Regions from separate parts of the Mus musculus genome. Here region 1 is linked to region 2. Evidence: chromatin loops called from intact Hi-C (ENCODE). Cell type or tissue: left cerebral cortex. All regions are shown on one strand. Links, peaks and the distances in the headings refer to the core of each region. The heading gives the core; the rest is flanking DNA. Region 1 has its middle 29 kb from the start of 4930431P22Rik. Region 2 overlaps 1700105F02Rik (a long non-coding RNA gene).

What was found. Peaks named below come from ENCODE experiments on the same cell type or tissue, not always from the same donor. Only the 100,000 strongest peaks of a DNase experiment are listed, where the experiment ranks them.
Region 1: a loop joins it to region 2, with 2.4 times the contacts of the local background. A loop is called at or near these places in 2 of 42 quality-filtered maps.

Annotation. Positions count from the first base shown.
Region 1 is chr14:76,725,778-76,736,371 of GRCm38, forward strand. No RefSeq gene overlaps it. Among named protein-coding and RNA genes, the nearest start is that of 4930431P22Rik, 29 kb to the right of the region's middle. In left cerebral cortex, for the core only: no CTCF peak of the experiment used is centred there; DNase peaks (open chromatin) are centred at 5,516, 6,072, 6,746, 7,899 and 1 more place; H3K27ac peaks cover 285 bases.
Region 2 is chr14:76,653,693-76,664,286 of GRCm38, forward strand. All of the region lies in intron 2 of 1700105F02Rik (a long non-coding RNA gene), which reads right to left. Among named protein-coding and RNA genes, the nearest start is that of 1700108F19Rik, 19 kb to the right of the region's middle. In left cerebral cortex, for the core only: a CTCF peak has its summit at 4,656; DNase peaks (open chromatin) are centred at 1,774, 1,923, 3,893, 4,671 and 1 more place; H3K27ac peaks cover 1,300 bases.

The DNA of each region.
Region 1 (10,594 bases), core at 1,502-9,501, 72 kb after region 2:
GAAGAAGTCTTGGATGAAGAGAGTGCAAGGCAGGGGCCCCTCCAAAGGTCTTCTGGGAACAGTCCATGTTTAGAAAGGACCTTCTTAACTGTCATTAGTGATAGGGTCTTGGCAACTGTCTTTGGTGAGTTTCTTGGTCAATGGGGAGTTCTTGAAGTTTAGTTTCTTTATCTGGGTCATTGTTATTTTACAACAATAGTAAATGACATTTCCCCCAGGGGGGTGGCTGTTGAAGATAAGGACTGGGGACACAGGGTTCTCAGTCAAGTTACAGGCACTTAGTAAATGGAAACCTGGATCAGTTGGAGACAGCTGCACGTACAAGCGCACTGAAGGCACACTGTGTATATATAAGGAGAGGATTGTAGAGTTGGTTGCAGTTGGTTGTGCATGGGGAACTTTGGGGGCTACACATATGGCAATCCAGGTCAGCTCTGGGAAATTTCCTCTTAAATGAGACATCTTCCCAGGGGATGCCCTTGGCACGGCTGGGTTCCATGGGACTTCCTGATGGGTTGATTTTTGTCAGGGCTTCCTTGCAGGGCCTATGGAAGCTTCTGTTCCTGCTGGTAAGGGTGTGCTCAGCTCCCACTTGTCTAGGAGTCCAATGTAGCAAGGACAGACACAGGATGCTCAGTTACCTTCCCCATCTCGAATGAGTAATGAGTCACTTGGTTGTGTGTACCTGAGATTTTTATATATTACAAAATTCACTGGCATATGAAATTACGTTTAAATCTGTGCCCTGTGTTGTATGTGACAAGCCTCTTCCTGCCATGCCAGTGTCTATGGAGATTAAAGGGAAAACTCAGCAGGATGGTCCCCACTGCCATCTTGTGAAAGAGGAGTTAGCTATTGTTATGGTTTATATACACTGGCTTAGGGAGTGGATCTATTAGAAGGTGTGGCCCTGTTGGAGTAGGTGTGTCACTGTGGGTGGGGGTTTTAAGACCCTCATCCTAGCTGCCTAGAAGTCAGTATTCTGCTAGCAGCCTTCAGATGAAGATGTAGAACTCTTAGTTCCTCCTCCACCATGCCTGCCTGGATGTTGCCATATTTCCACTTTGATGATAATGGACTGAACCTCTGAACCTGTAAGCCAGCCCCAATAAAATGTTGTCCTTATAAGAGTTGTCTTGGTCATGGTGTCTGTTCACAGCAATAAAACCCTAACTAAGACAGCTATGTTCCGCACAGCTGGATCAACTCAGACAAGCCAACAAAGACCACACAAGGGTCCTGTGTGAAGATTTACTTTCAGGTCGACTCCTTAATGGCCTCTTGGGATCAGGGACATCAGGATTGCTACCCTGGACTGAGCCTCAAGGAAAGGAAAAGAAAAATGTGAAGATGTAAAAATAACGGCCACACTGAGATGGAGATGACAGTGGGAGAAACTTGAATAACTAATTTCTTAATCATATGTAGCAGAGAAAAAAGCCAATACTGCCTAAAATACTGGATACCATTCTAAATATACAAGTTAACTTTAGGCGCAGAGCCAATAAAAACACCTTAAAAAGAATTAAAGCTTCCAAACTCAAGAAATTACCAGTGGTATAAGAAAGTGTAAGGGCTATAGGTTATTCTTTACCCCTTAGAACAGAAAGGAAAGAAAATAGGGCCAGCGAGATGGCTCAGAGGGTAAAGGAGCTTGCTGCCAAACCTGACCACCTGAGTTGGATCCTAGAACACAAACATACGCTAAGAAAATAAACATTTTAAAAGATGGGTGCTTTATGAATGCTTAGAAAAATGCTTACAAACCAAACAAAATGAGAACAAGCAAAAAGACAAAATTTTTTGAAAACTTATAAAGATATCTACACATGTCAATTATATGGTTTTGATAGGTTTTAACATTTTATATATATTATATATATTATATATTATAAATTGTTGTTGTTGTTGTTTAGATCTGAAGTCAGTGACTGTTAGCCCAGGCCAGGAGGGCTTCGCTCTTGGCATGCGCATGCTGTGCTGTCCCCTCCCATCTGATGTCAGAGCCTGTCTGTGGCCTTTGTAGTCTCTGTAAGACTACAATGAAATGATATGTCGCCTCTGAGCTTTAGGTCATGCATGGCTCTGTGGGGGCTGGAGGGGCACTCTGCTGTAACAATGCTTACTGTTCTTCCAGAGGACCTGGCTTTGGTTCCTAGCATCCGTGTTGGGTGCTAACAGCTCCCTGTAGCTCCAGCTTTAGGGATCCAGTGCTCTCTCTTGTCTCTGTGGGTACTGCATTTATACACACAAAGCCACAACACACACACACACACACACACACACACACACACACACACACACACAGAGAGAGAGAGAGAGAGAGAGAGAGAGAGAGAGTTTTAAGATAAAAAGAAATGAAAAAGAAGACAGCATGGCTTTTATTTTGCACCCATGCTGTCTCTGTCTCTGTTGGGTTCCTCACTAAGGAGGAAATCAATTGTCACCTTGAACAGCTGATCCACGGGGCTGCCACATCAGATGCCCTCAATACCTATGTAGAGCCCTCCATCGTTACTAATTGCAAAATGAAGAACTTCACCCTTAGAGGACAAGTTACATAATGGGAGAAACTATTTACAAAACTCACATCTGAAAAATGACTGATATCTAAAGCCTCAAAACTGAACTGCATAGAACTTAAATGTTGTGTCAAAAACAAAACAAAACAAAACAAAACAAAAAACAAAACCAAAACCAAAAACAGACAAAAGAGACAGGAGGACATTGCCCCCAGAAGAATGTACAAAGGACAACGAACAATTATGAAGGTGTCCACATCAGCAGCCACTAGAGAAATGAGAATCAGGCACGCTGAGACATCACCTCTCCGTGTAGCAAAATAAACAAGAATCTCATGGCAACATCCATGGGTGAACTGATAAGCAAAGGAAGCTGCACTCAGGACACAAAACTGAGCTCCGTAGTAAACAGACAAAACTAAAGATTCAACCTCCATTAGTCTCCAGGACTACACAGAGTGGGGGAAAAAAAACCAAACCCCAAATTACATACCATGCAGTTTCATCTCCACAACATTGTCTTGAAATGACAAATGTACAGGAATTGAAGCCGGATTGGTGGTTTCCGTGGTCACCAATTTTGGGGAGAGAGGAGTTGAGAAGGTGTGGCTAGAGCAACAACCAGGGATCCCACCAGTAGCTTGGCTGTGACACAGTTTCACAGGATGTTGTCATCAGAGGAAACTGGGGAAAGGGTTATTTCTTACAAGTGCATGTAAATACAAAGGGTGGCTCTTTAAAGTTTAATCAAGATAGCCTGAATGCAGCTTTAAAACAGGTCGCTTCTGTGGGGGTGGACTGGGTGGGCGGGGTTTGGAGGTGTGCTCCTGTGTCACCCTGAGCTTGTGGCTGTTGGAGGACAACTTGGAGGAGTCGTTTTCTGTCCTTCCACCATGGGGACACCGGGGATGGAAATCAGAGCAGACCCCCACACTTGGTGGCCAATGCCTTCACCTGTCGAGCCATCTTGCTGGCCCTGTTTTATTTATCTATTTTTAATTAAAATGAAAAGGTGGACCTGGTAGCATATATGTATAATCTTGGCACTTGGGTGGTTTGAGGCTGGAGGATTGCTAGTTCTAGATCAGCCTGGGCTACACAAATAATAAACTCCTAACCTTGGGAAAAGTCTATTTAATATGTACTACAAAGGAGAAGCTATGATATAATCATTGAGAAAAGAACAGACAACTCAGTTGACGAAGGAGTAAAAGCTACTTATAATTCAGACTTAAACTAAAAAAAAAAAAAATGCAAATATCGATGTAGTGATGCTAATAGGAGTGTGGTTGTGTTCCTATCCTCAGTTTAGCATCTTACAAACAACACACCCTCAAAACGTGTTTGTTCATCAATAGGATAAATATCTTAACTTTCTCAAGGCGTCTTTCATGAGAAGTGATTGAGATGGAGGGCAATGAAGAAAACTCATGTTTATTAAGCATTGCCCCATTCCAGCCATGAACTCCACACTTTACATGATAGTAAATCAAACAAATGGAGGGCTCCTATTCTCCTCTACCTCCTCCTTTCTTTCACCCTAGGAATTGAACCTCACACATGCTAAGCAATTGTTCCACCAATGGCAGATCCTCAGGCCTCTTTGTGACTTTCTGAGACAGGGTCTCACTGACTATTCAGAACAGGCTTGAGCTCATGCTGCAGCCAGAGCAGGTCTCCAGTTTGTGGCTGTCCTTGCTTCTACCTCTGAAGAAGCTGGGATTGCACATTTGCCTCACCGGGCCTGGCTCACAATGTTTCTTACATTATGGGTTATTTTCTTCCTTCCTTCCTTCCTTCCTTCCTTCCTTCCTTCCTTCCTTCCTTCCTCCCTCCCTCCCTCCCTCCCTCCCTCCCTTCCTTCCTTCCTTTCTATCTTTTTCTTTCTTTTCTAGACAGGGTTTCTCTGTATAGCCCTGGCTGTCCTGGAACTCACTCTGTAGACCAGGCTGGCCTCGAACTCAGAAATCTGCCTGCCTCTGCCTCCTGAGTGCTGGGATTAAAGGCATGCACCACCACTGCCTGGCAGTTATTTTATTTCTTAAGAGCAAAATAACAATTGTAGGCAAAGCACACTAGGCTGACGTAACTAAACAGGGCTGACCTGGAACACAGAGGCTGTTCTATGGAATCCTCCAGAATCCTGTAAACCAAGAGACAGCATGGCAGGGTGGATAGCTGGCACGGAAGGTTCTCAGTCGGGCACCAGCATCTGCAGAGGGGTACCTAGCATCATCGTGTTGTCCACGAGATCATTTTTCTTTTCTTTTTTAAAAGATGAAGTGTGGAGAATGCAGGAAGGCTGGGAATATCACACAGGATTCACTCTCCTCTATGAACAAAGCATAAGGCGGCTGTGGGGCGAAGCCCACCGCCAACCCTCAGGAATCCTGTGTCTCCCTTCTCAGCAGACTCCATCCTGGTGGGACTCTGAGCATGATAACTGCTCCAGCTCAAGTCTCTCATACACAGGCTGCTCGAGGGACCACCTGGGCCAAGGTGTGTCCACCCTGAAGTGCCGGTCAGGTTCAATGCCTGTTTTCAACGCTTCTGTGCGAATGCATGTCTCTATGTTTGATGGCCAGTTTAATAGTTTTTAGCACAGGGGAAGGGGGCTGATAATTCCTCATTTGACGCCATAGTCACCAGGAGAACCTAACAGTCTGATATTTTCCAGATGCCCATATGTGGTGAAGAGGGCACTGCTTTCTCTCTCCCTCAGACTAGAATCTTCTTTAGAGGTTTTTTTTTTTTTTTTTTTTTTTTTTGGTCCCTGCTGGCCTCTTTCAATTGCCTCGTACAACACTGGTTTAAAACTAAACGCAAGAAACACGTAGAGTGACTCCACACAGCTAAAACGTGTGATGTCTTGGCTCTTGTATTCCTGGGAGACCAGAGAAACTATACCTCACATTTTTCCTCTGTACAATGGGACTAGAAACAACACCGCCCACCATGGTAGGCGCACTGAGCTGAGACCAGTATTTGACTTGTCTCATTTACTAGCGATGCCTTGACTTCCTGTTGAAGAGTTAGTGCAACCTCACCTCTTTCTGTCAACACCATTTAGGAGACTGATAAAAAGAAAATTGCTAGGAAGGTTTTCTGGAAAGTTCTATTTATAGAGAGACACCTAAATGGACAAAGAGGGTTAACTATAAATAGCCTCCTTTGCATGTGAGGGTGAGACCTGTGCTGGTACCTATGTGACCTTCCCCTTCCCAAAGGACTTCATACTCTTGTTTGTTCTGTGACAACACAAGCCATACCCCGTGTAAAGTATTTGACACAAACTGAATCCGGGAGCTTCCTGCCAGGCAGCTACTGTCGCCTCCCATCACTGGATGTTATTTACTCCAGCTGAGTAGGCGTACAATACGTGCTATGTAAATTAATAGCAGTAGGTACAACAGTCTGGGAGTTGCACAGGACCTCAGTTCGGGAGAGAGGTTATTTCGCAATCATTTCCCATAAACCTTCCCCTCCCACTTCCAAGTGTGAAGTGTGTGTCTGTCAACGAATCATCCCACTTGCCACGCCACGCCAGGTCTGGCAGGGCAGAGGCAGCCACCCGGCCAGTCTCTATCTCTGGATTTGGCAGCTTGACACCATCTGGCGGAATCCTATGAGGAGGCTGCCTGTGATGCATCTCTGGGTCCTTCATGGCCCAGCTTCCCTCCCACACCAAGATCTTGCCACCAGGAGAGCTTTGGCAATTGAGCTAGGTGGTCCTCTTTCTTCCATTACGCCTCTTCCTCACTGCCTCAGCCCCTCAGTTTTTTGTTTTGTTTTTGTTTGTTTATTTGTTTGTTTTTTTACAAGCTCTACCCAATGAGTTCCGAGGGCTAAAGCCTCATCTCAACTCGTGGAAGATAGCAGCCTCTCCTCCCAGACCTGTGTTTGGCAGTTGTTCTGTGGTTAGGCTAACATGTAGCTTCCGTGGCTTGCAATACTACATAGGTTTCTACACACATGACAGAGGTCCTAGCATTCCTAGCCAGATCCTCACGGGTGTGGTACACTCAACCATTCACAAGTAACTTCTGTGTCCCAGAGTTTTCAAACATCCTGAAAAGACCCAGCTCAGGGAGGGGGCAGGAGGTGGCCCACCGCTTTCTCCCATGTTTGCTTCCCATTTGTTTTGAAGAACTGGGGTTCCTACCCTGATATTTACTCCTGTGCCCCAATTTGGCGTCCGTCTCATCCTTCTGCCCCCCAGGAAGGCTCTTCTAAGAAGGGGCAGGCTGAGTGTGGAAGTGAGTATTCACTGTGATGACTGGCTTGCTCAAAAAAGCAGCCTTGCAGGCCACACTGAGACGCTACTCAGCCAGCCTTGGGAGACAAAGACGATGAGAGTCATAGACAAAGAACATTCTAGATGGAGCTCTGAGAGGCTGTCATGGTCTCAGGATTGGATTACTTCATTTGCTGCTTCTCTCTAGAGAAGTCTCTCTAGAGTCTCTCAGACTCTTATGTGTTAGAGACCTGTTTCTTCCCCTTCTTCTTCCCCTTCCTCCTTCTCCTCCTCCTCCTCCTCCTCCTTCTTCTTCTTCTTCTTCTTCTTCTTCTTCTTCTTCTCTTCTTCCTCTCCCCCCCCCCCCCCCAGTCTCTGGAAGAACAGTCAGTGCTCTCAACTACTGAACCATCTCTCTAGCCTCACTTCCACAGTTCAGCAGAGCAAGCAGCTCCTTGGACATGATTTGAATCAAATACCTTGTACCTTGCATGGCTTGTATTGTCACAGAACAAGCAGGAATGTGAAGTCCCTTGGGGGATGGTGGGAGAGGGCCACAGTGTTGACTATGAAGGTCTTACCTGCACATGCAGAGGAGGCAATTTATAATTACTGTCTTTGGCCATTTAATGGTGTCATTATAAATAGAACTTTCCAGAAAAAAAACTTGCAGAATTTTTTTTTTTTTTAAATCGGTCTCCTAAATGTCATTGACTGACAGAAGGGTGAGTTTATATTAACCTTTTACCAGAAGTTAGGCCATGGCTGGCAAATGAAACAAGTGAGGTGTTAATGAGGTTGGGAGGTGAACGCCCCATCCAACAGAATGATATGTGCTTTATGTGGACTCTTTCACCAAACACCTGTCTCCTCCCCCACTCACAGTGAGTGGCTTTGGCAAAGAGACTGGATAATTCAGGTAAGACATGTTTGTATTCTGGTTGCTAAGGAGATGGCAAACCTGTTTGCTTAGCTCAAAGCATAGGCGTATTAGGTAAGAGCGCTGCCCTTTAGATCTGGGACCATTACTAAATCTCTGCATTTCTTTTCTCGAGGCATGCCGAGTCTATTTGTGGCATGTTCCACTTCCTCAGATTTCCCCTGTCTCCATCAGCTTTTACACCTGCAAAAATGCTGGCATGAAAAAATGAAATCCAAGGGAGACTTGCCTGTCTTCGCTAGTCGCAGAAAATCAGACAGCACCCAGCAAGGAGAGAATTCACAGCTTGCTCTGCTCCTAGTACTAGAACCGTGAGATGGGCAGGGATTCCCTCATCCCAGGGGATTAGTGACCCCCAAAGGACAAGTGACCGAAGTAGAGAGAAGCGGCTGCAGAAGGGTTATGTGAAAGGAGATTGGGAGCCCACGAAGACCATGCTGGCCTTGAGAGGAAAGAAAAACTGAAGCATAGATGTTGGTTTCATAAGAGACCCGTTGGATGGTGGCTATTCATGTCCAAGAGCGACAAACGCAAAAGTTGGGCCTGGGTGGGAGAGTACACAAGATGTGGTTAAACACATCACTAAGGTTCCTTTAAAGCCACTTACTGGATGGACGATGTGTCTGGCAGGATGGAAGGAAGCTGGGGGATTCAGCAACTGCTCTGTTTTTCCTGGGAGTATACTTTATGTAGCCTGCCAACTAACAAATCCTTATAGAGCCACGACTAAGTGTGGGCACTGGGCATCCAAACTCCAGCCCTCATGTCTGCATGGCAAGCCTTTTCCCAGCCATATGTGAACATTCCCCAGGCATGCTCAGCTTTAGACACAAATGAGACGGACAGCACAAGACCAGGCTCTGTTTCCTCAGCTCTGTCCCCCACCCACAGGGCTTTAGTCCTTTTTTAGTCACCTGGGCCGTGCTCCTATATCTGAGAATTCCTAGGCTGCATCCCCTCAAGTTCTGTGGCCAGTTTAACTGTTCAGCTGTGGGTCACAGCACCGATGTCAGCCGTCTGTTCTCTTAGGGTCCCACAGAGGTGGTCAGATGAGAATCTACTTACTAATAAATCAAGTTGTAAGCAACAGAACAGTTCCTTCTTTAGATCACACACCAACCACAAAATTGCATAGAGATGAGGCTGTGACGACTCCACCCTGCCCTGTCTTTGCTTTTAGAGTATCATCTCCTGGAGAATACAGTCTTAGGGAGTGTGTGTGTGTGTGTGTGTGTGTGTGTGTGTGTGTGTGTGTTCCTCTGAGTGTGTGCATGCATATATGTGTCCAGAGGTCAATGCTGACTGTCTTCCCTGTGCTATTTTCACCTTATGTATTGAGACAGGGTCTCTTACTGACTTTAAACTCACTGAGTGTCTAGAGTGGCTGACCAGCAAATTTAGGTCTCTTCCTGTCTCCACTCTCCAGGGCTGGGAATACAAGCATACACCACCACACCCAGTGTCTTCCATGGATGCTGTGTGTGCAAGCTCAGGTCCTCACATTCACGTAGCAGACAGTTCATCAATGGAACCATCTCCCTGGCCTCTCTGCCTGCCCCTTACACTTCAGCAGATGAGGAGAAAATGTACAAGGAAATGTGTGGGGCAATGGGCTATGCACAGACAGCTTGGTCTCCAGTCAGAGGTGAAGTCTTGAACCCCAGTGGAATCTGGTGGGTGGGAATTTCCACCAGGACAGAAGGAAAGCGTTCGTTCAATCATGTCTCCTGGATCCCTGGCTCCTGTCAAAGTTACCATCCCCCTCCCCACAGCCCCCACAAGGGAGGCTTGTGGCTAACAATCACGTAGACAATGGCCCAAGCTTCTGTCATTCTGGCTAGACTTCTCCCCACAGTTACCTAGCAACAGCAAGATAGCAAAGAGGGGCTGTTTGGCCCCTCCTCACTCTCTAAGCTTTTACCTTTCTTACTCTTTAGCCCTCCTCTCTCTCTCTCTCTCTCTCTCTGTCTCTCTCTCTCTCTCTCTTCCCCCTCTCTCCACGTGGCCATGGCTGACCTCTCTCTCTCTTTCTACATTCTCTCTTTCTCCCTGCCTTTCTACAATAAAGCTCTAAAACCATAGACTGTCTCTGATCATCAAGGCCCTCCGTGCTTAAATGATGGGATGGGCTTTCTCCTAACGAGCAGTGTCTATCCTCCCAATGGAAGGCCTTCCTATGCTGCAGCCGCGGACCGGACTAAGGACTCTCACCTGGGTGAGAACCATCCAGCGCCTCCTCTCCACCTGCCATCTCTTCCCCATATCTCCAGGGCCGAGTGCCACCCCGGGGTCCCTAGTCTGTTCTTAAGCTTCTTCGCCATATCCAGCGTGGGATGCCGGAGACTGAGAACCTGGTACCTGGGCTGCTCCTTGTCCACCACCCGCCATGTGTGGTCAGTGGCCTAACACAGCCAGATGCCCACCCCGGACCGCGTGGAAAGCATCCGGCAGTCCTCCCGTGTCTGCCTGCCCAGAGCACCGAACTCGGGCTCTCTCCCACTCTCCTCTTCCCCACACACCCACGGCCCTACAGAAAAATGGACAAGAAGGAGAGATAAGTGTAAAACATTCTATTATTGCATAAATGGGGAGGTGCTGCCTAAAAGATGCAGATGAAGGGGCAGGTATATCCTGCGATAGATAAATCAGGCTAGAGAAGGAGAAAGCCTAGGGGTGAGGCTATCGAGGATGCAGAGGTGGACATCCTAAACCATGTCTCCATAGCAACCCAGGCTTTCCTCTAAGCCACCTGCCACGATGCCTTGGAACCGCTACTTCAGTCCTCCCTTTAATTCATGTGCTTCATAAATGAGTGCTTTAAGCTCTATATTCCCAGAACCCAGCTCAGCTCCTGATAAATAGAAGGTCTTCAAAACATACAGCAGCTCGCTTAAAATC
Region 2 (10,594 bases), core at 1,590-9,589:
GCTGAGGCAGGAGGGTTTCTGTGAGGTTGAGGCTGCCCTGCGTTACTCATGAGTTCCAGGATAGTCTGGAACTACAGAATGAGACCCGTTCTTTACAAAATACCTAGCTAACTAAAACCCTTACTATGCTTCTCCATAGATCACCACCACCACCACTACCACCAAACAAACAAACAAACACACACACAAACCCTTCTAGCCTAGGAGGTAGGGAATAGAGACATAGTTTAGTCAGCAGTGAAGTGCTTGCTATGCAACTGTGAGGACCACCTTTGTTAAAGCTAGATATGGTGTGTTATTGTAAGCCCAGGGCTATAAGCACTGAAACAGGGGACTCCAGAGGGCACTGGCCAGCTGGCCAAACTGAACCGATGAGGTCCAGGTTCAGTGAAAGACTCTTTAAAAGCGACAGAGGGCAATTGAGGGAAAGACCCAGTGTCAGCCTTTGGCCTATACATGCATCCGTATACATACATACATGTACACACGTGTATGTTTATACAAACATTCATGACACACACATGACTCAAAATATTTTCAGAGGGACTCCATAGGAGGATAATGTGTTTAACCCCAGGGGCCCAACTACATTCTTGATGAATAGTAGGGGGCATTCTCTTCATGCTTTGCTCAGAAGGAAGGAGGAAACCACACTGAGGAAGCCAGTGCCTTCTGCTCTTCTGAGCTAGGTCTGCCCTCAGGGAAGCGGCTTTATTGGGAAATGTAAGTGCGGGGATGGGAATTCTATGAATAAGTAGGAAAAATGCTAAAGAAAAAGAACACTTAGGCAGAGATGAAGACTGTTTCTAGACGTAAGACTGATTTGATGTTTTTTTTTCTTTTTTTGTTTTTTGTTTTTTTAACATGGACTGAATGTGACGCAGTTGTCGAGTGTGATGAAATTCTAAGAGAAGCCTCCAGAAACAAAATGTAAAGACAAACAAACAAGCACCCCAAACACATGGAGTATCCAATGGGACAAGAATGACAGTGCAGCATAGAGAGCCAGTCATGTAGTCTGTGACCAACCACAGCTAGCTTCTGTCACTTAGCTCCGTGTCACTTTAATAGCAGCCACAGAACAGGCAGCAACCTGGTGTCCCTGAACTTCAAAAGGACCGTGAGGTCACAGGAGAGAAAAAGAGAGGGAGAAAACTAATGGAGCATTTGGGAGTGGGGCGTGGGGAGGGGTCTTTGAAAGGCAAAACCAGAAAGATTAATGTTTCATTTGAAGACAGGCTCTTTCTGGGATTGTGGCTTACCCCCTATATATGGCTATTTCCCTCATTCAAAGGGTTTTCTTTTGTTTCTATCAATGGGCAGTTGATAGGGAATCTGATGGCTATAGTTCATGTGCTTCTTGTACATTTCTTGGCCCCTGGGGTTGGTCCTGGGTGTTGCCTGTCTCTTTACAAGTCTGCTCTCTGATAGTAGACATAACACTCTTCTCTAGCTCAGTAGAGTTTTAAGCAACAGAGCCATGCCTGGAACTGTATTCTCTAAGCACTGCCTGCAGGTTCAACCACATGGAAGCCTGTGTTTATTCTCCTGTATTACTGGGCAGCTCCTGGGGTCTGGAAAGGTCTGGTCGCTTTCTTCATGTGTTTTGGTGGAAAGGGCTCAGTGCATGCTTTAGCTAGTGTGAGTAGCCTGGGCCCTTGCCATGCGGCAATCTCAGGGTTTCATAAAACTTGAGCTGATGTCGTGAAGACTGGTAGATGTTTAGGGTGTGAGCTTATAATTACCCCTCCTTTCCTGGATGAAAATTTGATTTGAGATTAATTTCGGAATGGCGTGGTTATTTTGCGTCATTTTAGGCTGCAATGCTAAAATAGAAACTGGATAGGGAATGGTTGACTCACACTGTGATAAACTCCTTGTCACTTAATGCTACGTGACTTTGAGAATAAGATCAATCAATAATTTTGTACAGTACAAGTGCCAGAGAAGTTTCTCCGACTTGTTCTCTCTACTAATGTGTGTCATGATTACACTTTTACAAGATAGGGTATTTTAGGAGTTGGTTGTGCATGACTTGGCTTTCTCAGTCTCTCTCTCCCTCCTCCTTGTACTTATATTACCAAGCAACTCCAAATGGATTTAAGATGTAGCTTGGGGTTGTTTTTCAATGATAGTATAATGTGCTGATGACAACAGGTGACCAGGGATATTCATCTGAGATGGCAGGTGAATGTGAAGAAACTTTGGTGATCACAGACTTTAGTCTGGTGAACACAAGCTTCCACTGAAAGAGGAAGGCCAACTTCTAATCTGAATGGCTATAAGCCAGAGTCTGATCCAGGGGGTGACCACTCACTAATGGTTGGGAGGTCCCAACCATTGCCTATCTTTGGGTGGTAGAAAGAGGTATTACAGTCTAGGGACACTGGTTGGAGCTGAGGATTCAGCTACTTACTAGCTGTGGATTGTCAGGAAACTGATTCCATGTCTTGGATCCTGGTGTGTGTGTGTGTGTGTGTGTGTGTGTGTGTGTGTGTGTGTGTGTGTGTTTCGGAAGATGCTTGCCTAGTATGCAGGAAGCCCTGGGTTCAATCATTAGCACTGCAGAAACTGGGTGTGGCAGTGCATGTCTGTAATCCCACTTGGGAGGTGAAGGCAGGAGTATTGGGAGTTCCAAGTCATCACTGGCTACACAGCGAGTTAGAGGCTAGCCTGGCACACATAGACCCTGGCTCAAAAAAGAAAGAAAGGGAAGAAGACAGCAAGGAAGGAATAGAGGGAGGGAAGGAAAGTGGGAGGAAGGCAGGGAGAGAGAGCAAGAGAGAGACACACAGGGAAAGGAGAGGAGAGGGGAGGGGAGGGGAGGAGAGGAGAGAGAGAGAGAGAGAGAGAGAGAGAGAAAACAAATATGGCAGAATTTACATTATGGAGGTTATTGTGCAGATTAAATGTGCATAAAACACTCAGGCTTGAGAATTTCTGACTGAAAGTTTGTCTCTGCCCTTTGAGAAGACTATGTGTGATGTGACCTGAGGAGGCCTGGCCAGCAGTTTACCTGAAATCTTGCTGCTGCTTCTTCTCTTCCTTCCTTCCCTCCTTCCCTCCTTCCCTCCTTCCCTCCTTCCCTCCTTCCTTCCTTCCTTCCTTCCTTCCTTCCTTCCTTCCTTCCTTCCTTTCCTTTGTTTATTTATGCAATGCCAACAAATGAGCATGTGTGTCGAACCAGGCAGCTTTTGATGAATCAGATTCGGTCCTGCTTTTGCCACTCTGGTGCCAATACATATCACAGTTGCAATCTAGGGTGGGCAAGCACTGCCCTGGGAAGCACACAGTCCTCAGGTAGCATTTGGGATGGAGTAGAAAAAGAAGAGACAAGGCTGACAGAGAAAGCCTGGTAAAGGTGATGTGTTCAGACCGTGGTCTAAGAGGTGGGGGCGGGGGACGCATCACCTGTAGGCATTTTGGCTGGGCTGAAGTGTTGAGAGAGGTGGGATAATTGTGACTTTGAGATATGGTAAGATAACAATCTGCTTGTGCTGGGAGTTTTCTCTTGCCTCCCCAGTGAGGTTCCAAGCCTCAGATGTTGATCCCATAGCCTCTTTGTTCACCAAAAATACACCTCTGTGGCATTCCTCACATTTAGAACTGGAGACTGTGATATCTTCATCCACAGAAACATGATGGATTGTAGCTCAACGTAGTCAGAATGATGCTCTATCTATCTATGCTCTATAACTGCACTCCATTTAACATGTCAAATGTAGAAAAGGGGAACCGGAGCCTTTCTACTGACAATGCAGAGCACCGTGTTGGCAGATCTAGCTGTTTGACTCTGACCCGAGCTTTACGCTGGCTCTGAGTGTGTTTAAATTTGAATTTGAGTGTTTTGCTGGGCGAGGCTGTCTACACTGTGTTTCCATGACACCATCACTCCCTGCTGTTTAATATCTGGCTCCCATCCTCACACTGATTTTACCTACTTGGCCCAGGGAGCTGCTGGCCTTGGGCGGCTTTTTCTAGGCAGCAGAGGTTAGAGATGCAGCCATTGTTTCGAGCTGATTCATCATCAGCCTGATGCTAATTCACAAAGTCAGGCATGGTAATTTGGAGGGGCTTCTCAATTTCCACTAACCAAAGGCTTTTAAGTCCCTCTTCTTCAACCCCCCTCCTCTTCTTTTATCTTGCCCTCTTAACACTTTACTTGGATAACACAATCAAATCAAATTCTATATATAAAAAGCATATGGGATGCGGGAGCCCTCAAAGCACAGGGTTGAGTTAGCCATATAGAGACAGTGTAGCAGGAGGAGATGAGATGGGAGACAGACAAGTAAGGAGGGTCAGTTCTGTTGGGTGGGTTGGAGAACCAGAGAAGAGTGTTTAGGCTGTGCTGGGGATCAAGATGAGACCAGCAGGAATTAGACAAAGGCAGGTGCATTATGGGTGGAGAAAAGGGAAAGCCAAGGCTTAGACACTCGGCCTGCTGCATGTAGACACTCGGCCTGCTGCATGTAGACCCTCACAGGTCTCACAACAGAGCTGCGGTAGGTAGGTAAGCAAGAGAGGGGCTTGAACTATAGATGCTGATGCTGTGGCGCTGCCTTCCCTCCCTACCCCTTCTGCTGGCCTGCAGGGTGGTACTTGAAACTTCCTGGCAGCACGCCAAGTTGAGTCAGGCACCACGTGCTGCCCTAGAGGAAGCATGCAGCATCTTTCAAAGGTTTTTTTGTTTTTTTTTTTTTTTTTTTTTTTTAAAGAAAAGAGTCCCAGGAGAGGAGAGGGGCTGAGTCAGTCCTGGCAGGAAAGTGGAGGACACACACAGACCAAGCCCAAAATAGCTCCTGGGGGCTGAGCAGAAGGAAATTAGATAACTGGTCTGGTCTGCGTGGGCAATGCTTTTGGAAGGCCAGTAAGACGGTGAGAACAGGGCAGTGGTCCCTTCTAGAGGTCAGGAGTGAAGGCTGGCAGGGGATATCTCTGAGCACGTGATTTTTAAAACCTCAGAATACAGAGCATTCTTCAGTGGATGCTAGCCCATAGGTGGATGGCAAGCTTACTAGCCTCGCTACCTGAAATACTCTTCTACATCTTTGGAGGTCACAGACTAGGGGCGGCTTTCTGGTCGGTCTTCCTGAGTGAGGGAAAAAAATCCTGTCATTCTCCTTGTGTCACCTCCCCCTGTCTCTTGGACTGTGGTGTCCTGTTAAGAAAACACGTCAAACTTTATATGCCCCAGAACAGGGGAACGCCAGGGCCAAAAAGGGGGAGTGGGCGGGTAGGGGAGTGGGGGTGGGTGGGTATGGGGGACTTTTGGTATAGCATTGGAAATGTAAATGCGCTAAATACCTAATAAAAAATGGAAAGAAAAAAAAAAAAAGAAAACACGTCAGAAAAGCGTTTCTGTGGTCGTGGTCCCAGACCTTCTGTCTGTCTGGTTTGGGTCCTTACGTGGCAGGCCACCTGTGTAAGAATCCCCAGGGCTGGATACCATGCCAACGTGTCCAGTTGCTCTCTTTCATCACTGTGTTGTTTTTGTGGGAGCCTGATTCAGGAAAATGATGATCCCAGTCATTTACACAACCCCGAGCAGCTTGGCGTTCCCCAGGGCTGCTGCAAGGCAGTCAGGTCTACACTCCTTAAAGCCACAGGAAACAGCCAGTCCACGTTGCGCATGCACTGCAGCAGCTTCTTATAGGTCAAGGAGATTTAGATTTTGAATAAACAGGAGAGGGGGTGTTTCTCAAGCTTCTCAGAAGCGCTCGGACCTCAGGCCTGTCATCTGCTACTAAATTTGGCTTTTTTTCATCTTCCTTGCGCAGGATTCCTTGGCAGCCGTGGCACAGATTCCGGGATAGCTTTAGATAAACAACTTGGTTGCCGAGGACTGTTACCTGTTGTGGTTCCAAAAATCACCAAGGGTTGTAGAGATGACTCAGGACAAATTCAATTAAGGTGTGAAGGACAGAGAAAGTCAGTGGCGTGGCTGAGCCTTCTCGTTCGCCGCTGGTACATTTGTAATTTTCACTGGAAAAACTGCAGAAGGCGAGAGTGTTGTTGTCCTCTGAGCTTTTGCCTGGTGCAGAAATTTACATCTGTGTACTGTAAACTCTATGGACAGCTTCAGTATCCCTTGTGGAAGCCACACAGGATTCCCAGCACCCCCTCCTAGGCAGGTAGAGTGAATCTTTCCAAAGCCCCGGCGCCCTCCTGTATCCAGCGTGAGCTGCGTTCAGCATGGCATTCGTTAAGAAGCTTGCTTTCCTCTCTAGTGCCTGGGCCCCATTACAGACGTGTCTCACCCACTTTTATGTTGGAAAGAAGCTGTGCCCAGCACATAGCAGATATGTATTCAGTGCTAAGCAACATTTCTGTGGGATGATGTTTGGGGCAGGTAAACGACAACAGAGAAGGTACAAGCCTCATAGAAAGACAGACATCGGGTTAGGGTAGGAACGGATCACCCGTTTAAGAATTCACCCAGGCAGGGTTTATGTGACTTTGGGCAAAGCATCAATTTGACCTTTTGTTCCACTGACATGATAACACTGCTTTCTTTCTTGATTTGGGTAGGAGTCAAGGAATACATTAGTTATGAGTACTTTTTCCACTTAGGATGTTTCTGCCCAGAGGCACCATTACTGTAAAGGAGCCACTGTACCCAGGAGCTGGGCAAACCGCTTCCTGTGTGGGTTCTCACATTCTTTCTGGTTGACTTTGAGCAAGGTGACTATTTAGCCTGTTGGGAATGCTCACCTCAAAGGAAACTGTCAGCCCTATTTCTCAGAGCCATTCTGAGGCTCGAAGAGGTAGCACACTTGGATATGGTTTCAAGTTTATTCATGTCTATGAACTTGTGTCCTGATTCTAGTAGACAAGGAGAGAATGGACCTCTTTAGGTACCTTAATGCCTATGTATGCTCTGTGTTGTCCCATTTCATGCTCAGGCCACCAAATCTTGAATATATATATGCATGTTGGAGTGTGGGGTTGACACTAGAGTTGTGTCTTCCACGCTTGCTAAGCAGTAAGTCTGGTGTGTGTGTGTGTGTGTGTGTGTGTGTGTGTGTGTGTGTGTGTGTGTGATTTTCTGCAGTTTCTGTGAGGACGGGATGGAGACATTAAGAAGAACCTCTGCTGAAATCCCACCTTTGGGGGGCAAACAGACATTCTTCTGGTGTATCTGGACCTAGGTTGGGCACAGGGAATTCGTGTCATTCTTAAATTCATGGTAAGGTTTCATAGATAGTCAGTTCAAAGTTAAGTTCTGAGCCATGTACTGAGAGCAATGCTTGTTAAAGGACGGGTAAGAGTTAAGACCTGAAAATCTGAAACTACTGGAGAATTACTAGGAAGTACGCAATTAAGATCTAGGCATAAAGCAGGACTTTCTGAATAGGACCCCCATTGCTATGGAATCAAGGAGTAGCCCAAAGAGAGTGGAATTAAAAGGCCTTTGTACAGCAAAGGGTGTGGACAGTCAAGTAAAGAGGCAGCCCACAGACTGGGGGAGAAGCCTTTGCTCAGTTATCAATCTGATACATGGTTAGTAACCAGAATACACACTAAACTAAACACCAAGAAAACAGAATGCTCAGTCCAAAGTGGGCTACAAAATTTGACTGGAGTTCTCAACAGAAGAACTACAAATGCTTAAAAGGTGTTCAATATCCTCAGCCACCAGGAAAATAAAATGTCAAACCAGTTTGAGATTCTCACTCATCAGAAGGACTACTCTGTTTCTGTTTCTCTCTTCAAGATGCTATGGGCTATGAACTCCCAGGGGAGGAAAGAGAGAACGGCTGTAGGGTGTCTGGTGGAAGCTGAGAGTCAGGGGTAATCTTTTTTTTTTTTTGGGGGGGGGGGTTGTTGTTGGTTTTCTTGAGACAGGGTTTCTCTGTGTAGTCCTGTCTGTCCTGGAACTCACTCTGTAGACCAGGCTGGCCTTGAACTCAGAAATCCGCCTGCCTCTGCCTCCCAAGGGCTGGGATTAAAGGTGTGCGCCACCACCGCCTGGCAGAGGCAGGGGTAATCTTAAGCCTGTAATGCTGGTAGAAATTGGGGGTCCACTTATTACAGTAACCCTTTGTGTGCCTCCTCCTTGCTATACAATGACCTCAAGGGGCCTGATTTTTTTTTTTGGCCACAGTGACAACATCAACAGAAACCAGCCCCGAGGAAATCCTACCCTTGTAGGGTGGTGGTGCATCAGAGGTTCGGTTGGATGCTGATTAACAAAACTTAGACATATTTGTGTAGAACTCCCAGGGAGCCAGAATCCCAGGGAATCAGGGCTCTTGGCTTCAGTGATTGTCAAATTCCTCCACTCAAAGCTCTGCATGGGAGATATCAGCTGCTTGGGCCTTGAGACCCCCTGAGTTCTCAGCATGGCCCTGTAGTCAGGGGGCCCCTGTAGACACTGAAAATTGGAGGTTAAAACCATTGCTTGGAGTTGATTGATGAAAATATATAAATGTGACATTTCTTGGACTTCAAAAGTTTACCCTTTCATTGTTAACAGAATTTATTTAGAAATACAATTTCCAACAGGGGAAGGGGTGGGCTCTGAGGACATTACACTTTCTAGTATCCACCCTATGACTCTAGGGACTTGAAGAGTTGGCACTGCGTGGGACACAAGAGGAAAATTAAAGCCAATTTTTAGAAGTGAGGGTGGTCGGGTGTGAAGGGGGACTGTGATCCCCCTGAGCCAGGCACGGGAAATGTATCTCTTGTGTCTTCCCACTGATAATCCCCCCAAGATCACATAGCTCGTGAGAGGAATGGAAGAGTGAGCTAGTGTTCTTGCATGTAGCCATTCCCTTTTGCCTCACAACCTATGGGCTAGGAGTGGTGCCAGGTGGCAGATGAAGAGTCCTTTGTGCTTATTAATAGGCAAAGTGCTTTTATTTTTATTATATGCATTTTTTTTGTAGAGATAGTCTCATGTGTCCCAAGCAGGTCTCAAACTTACTATAAAGCTAAGGGTTCTCTTGACCTTCTGGTCCTCTGGTCCCCACTTCCCAAGTGCTAGGATTACAGGTATGCATTACTGCTCCCAGCTTAAGGCAGTGGTAGAATCAAACCTGGGGCATTGCCTATGCTAAGCAAGCACTCCTGAAACCGGGCCACACTCTCAGCCCATTTGTTTTTATTTTTAAAGGTGAGTCTGCACGAGTGCTAACGTGAAAGGGGATTTCTGGAAAATCCTCGGCTCATTTCAGCAATACCAAACAAATCTCCTCTTAGCATATTTTGATTAATCTGAATTTTATTTCAACAACAGGCTTTTAGTAACTAGCCAGTATATCACATTCCTCCCGCATTACCCTGTAACTAAAGCAAATAATCTGACCTGGTGGAGGTAAGGGGAAAACAGCGATGGGGTGTGGCGGGGTGGAATGTCAATAATGTACTTTCCATCCGACCAGAGCAGGACATCCAACCAGAGCGTTCTGGCAGGGCGGATGTGACAGAGGATCTGGCCTCACCTGGTTTGCTTCATTTACATGAAATTTGACTAGGGATTTGGAGAGCATTATTACATTGTTGGGCAATTCCTGTGTGGGTATTAGACTGAGCTTAGTGTTTGTTTATAGGTAAATGCCTCACAAAGATCGCCACAGGTGAGGGTTTAGTGGATGCGACCTAATGGCATTAAAATATAGACGTACATGCATACGCACATGGGCTTTAGTGTACGTATTGGGGTTTTCTGGAGCACTGCTGTGGGATTGAAGATCATATTTTGAGTGTGTTCTCAATGCAGGTAGCAGAGGGCTGGCACAGAGACACCGATGCTTTCTGAGTTTTAATATGATACCCAAATGAATGAGTAGGTGAGTAAGTAGATAGATGGGTAGATAGAAGAAATGAAGGAAGAGAGGAAGGGAGGGAGGGAGGGAGGGAGGGAGGGAGGGAGGGAGGGAGGGAAGAGCAGCTGATGGCTGAGGGAACACAAGTCCTGAGACTAACCCATTTCTTCCCAAGGGACCTGCAGCTTGACTGTTTTCTTCAATCAGAATGGCTGCCTTCAGCAAGCAAATTGCTCCATTCAAATCATCAGGTTGGCTGCTGACCACCCTTTCCCTTAGTATACCAACACTACATTGTATTTCTAATCAATATTTTTCTTTGGATTTGGGGTTTCTGATCAACCCTCTGTCTTAGAGTTCCATTGCTTTGAAGAGACACCATGACCATGGCATCTCTGATAAGGGAAAATGTTTCATTGGGACTGGCTTACAGTTTCAGGGGTGCAGTCCATTGTCGTCATGGCAGGAAGCATGGTGGCATGCAGACAGATGGTGCTAGAGAAGGAGCTGAGAGTCCTACATCCAAGTTGGCAGGCAGCAGGAAGTGAACTTGGTTTGAGCTTCTGAGACCCGAAAACCCTTCCTATAGAAAGAACCTCCTCCAACAAAGCCACACCTACCCCAAGGCCACACCTCCTAATAGTGTGTCACTTCCTATAGGCCAATGGGGGCCATTTTCTTTTAAGCCTGCCTTCCTTCCTTCCTTCCTTCCTTCCTTCCTTCCTTCCTTCCTTCCTTCCTTCCTTCCTCCCTCCCTCCCTCCCTCCCTCCCTCCCTCCCTCCCTCCTTTCCTTCCTTCCTTCCTTCTTTCCTTGTATTCA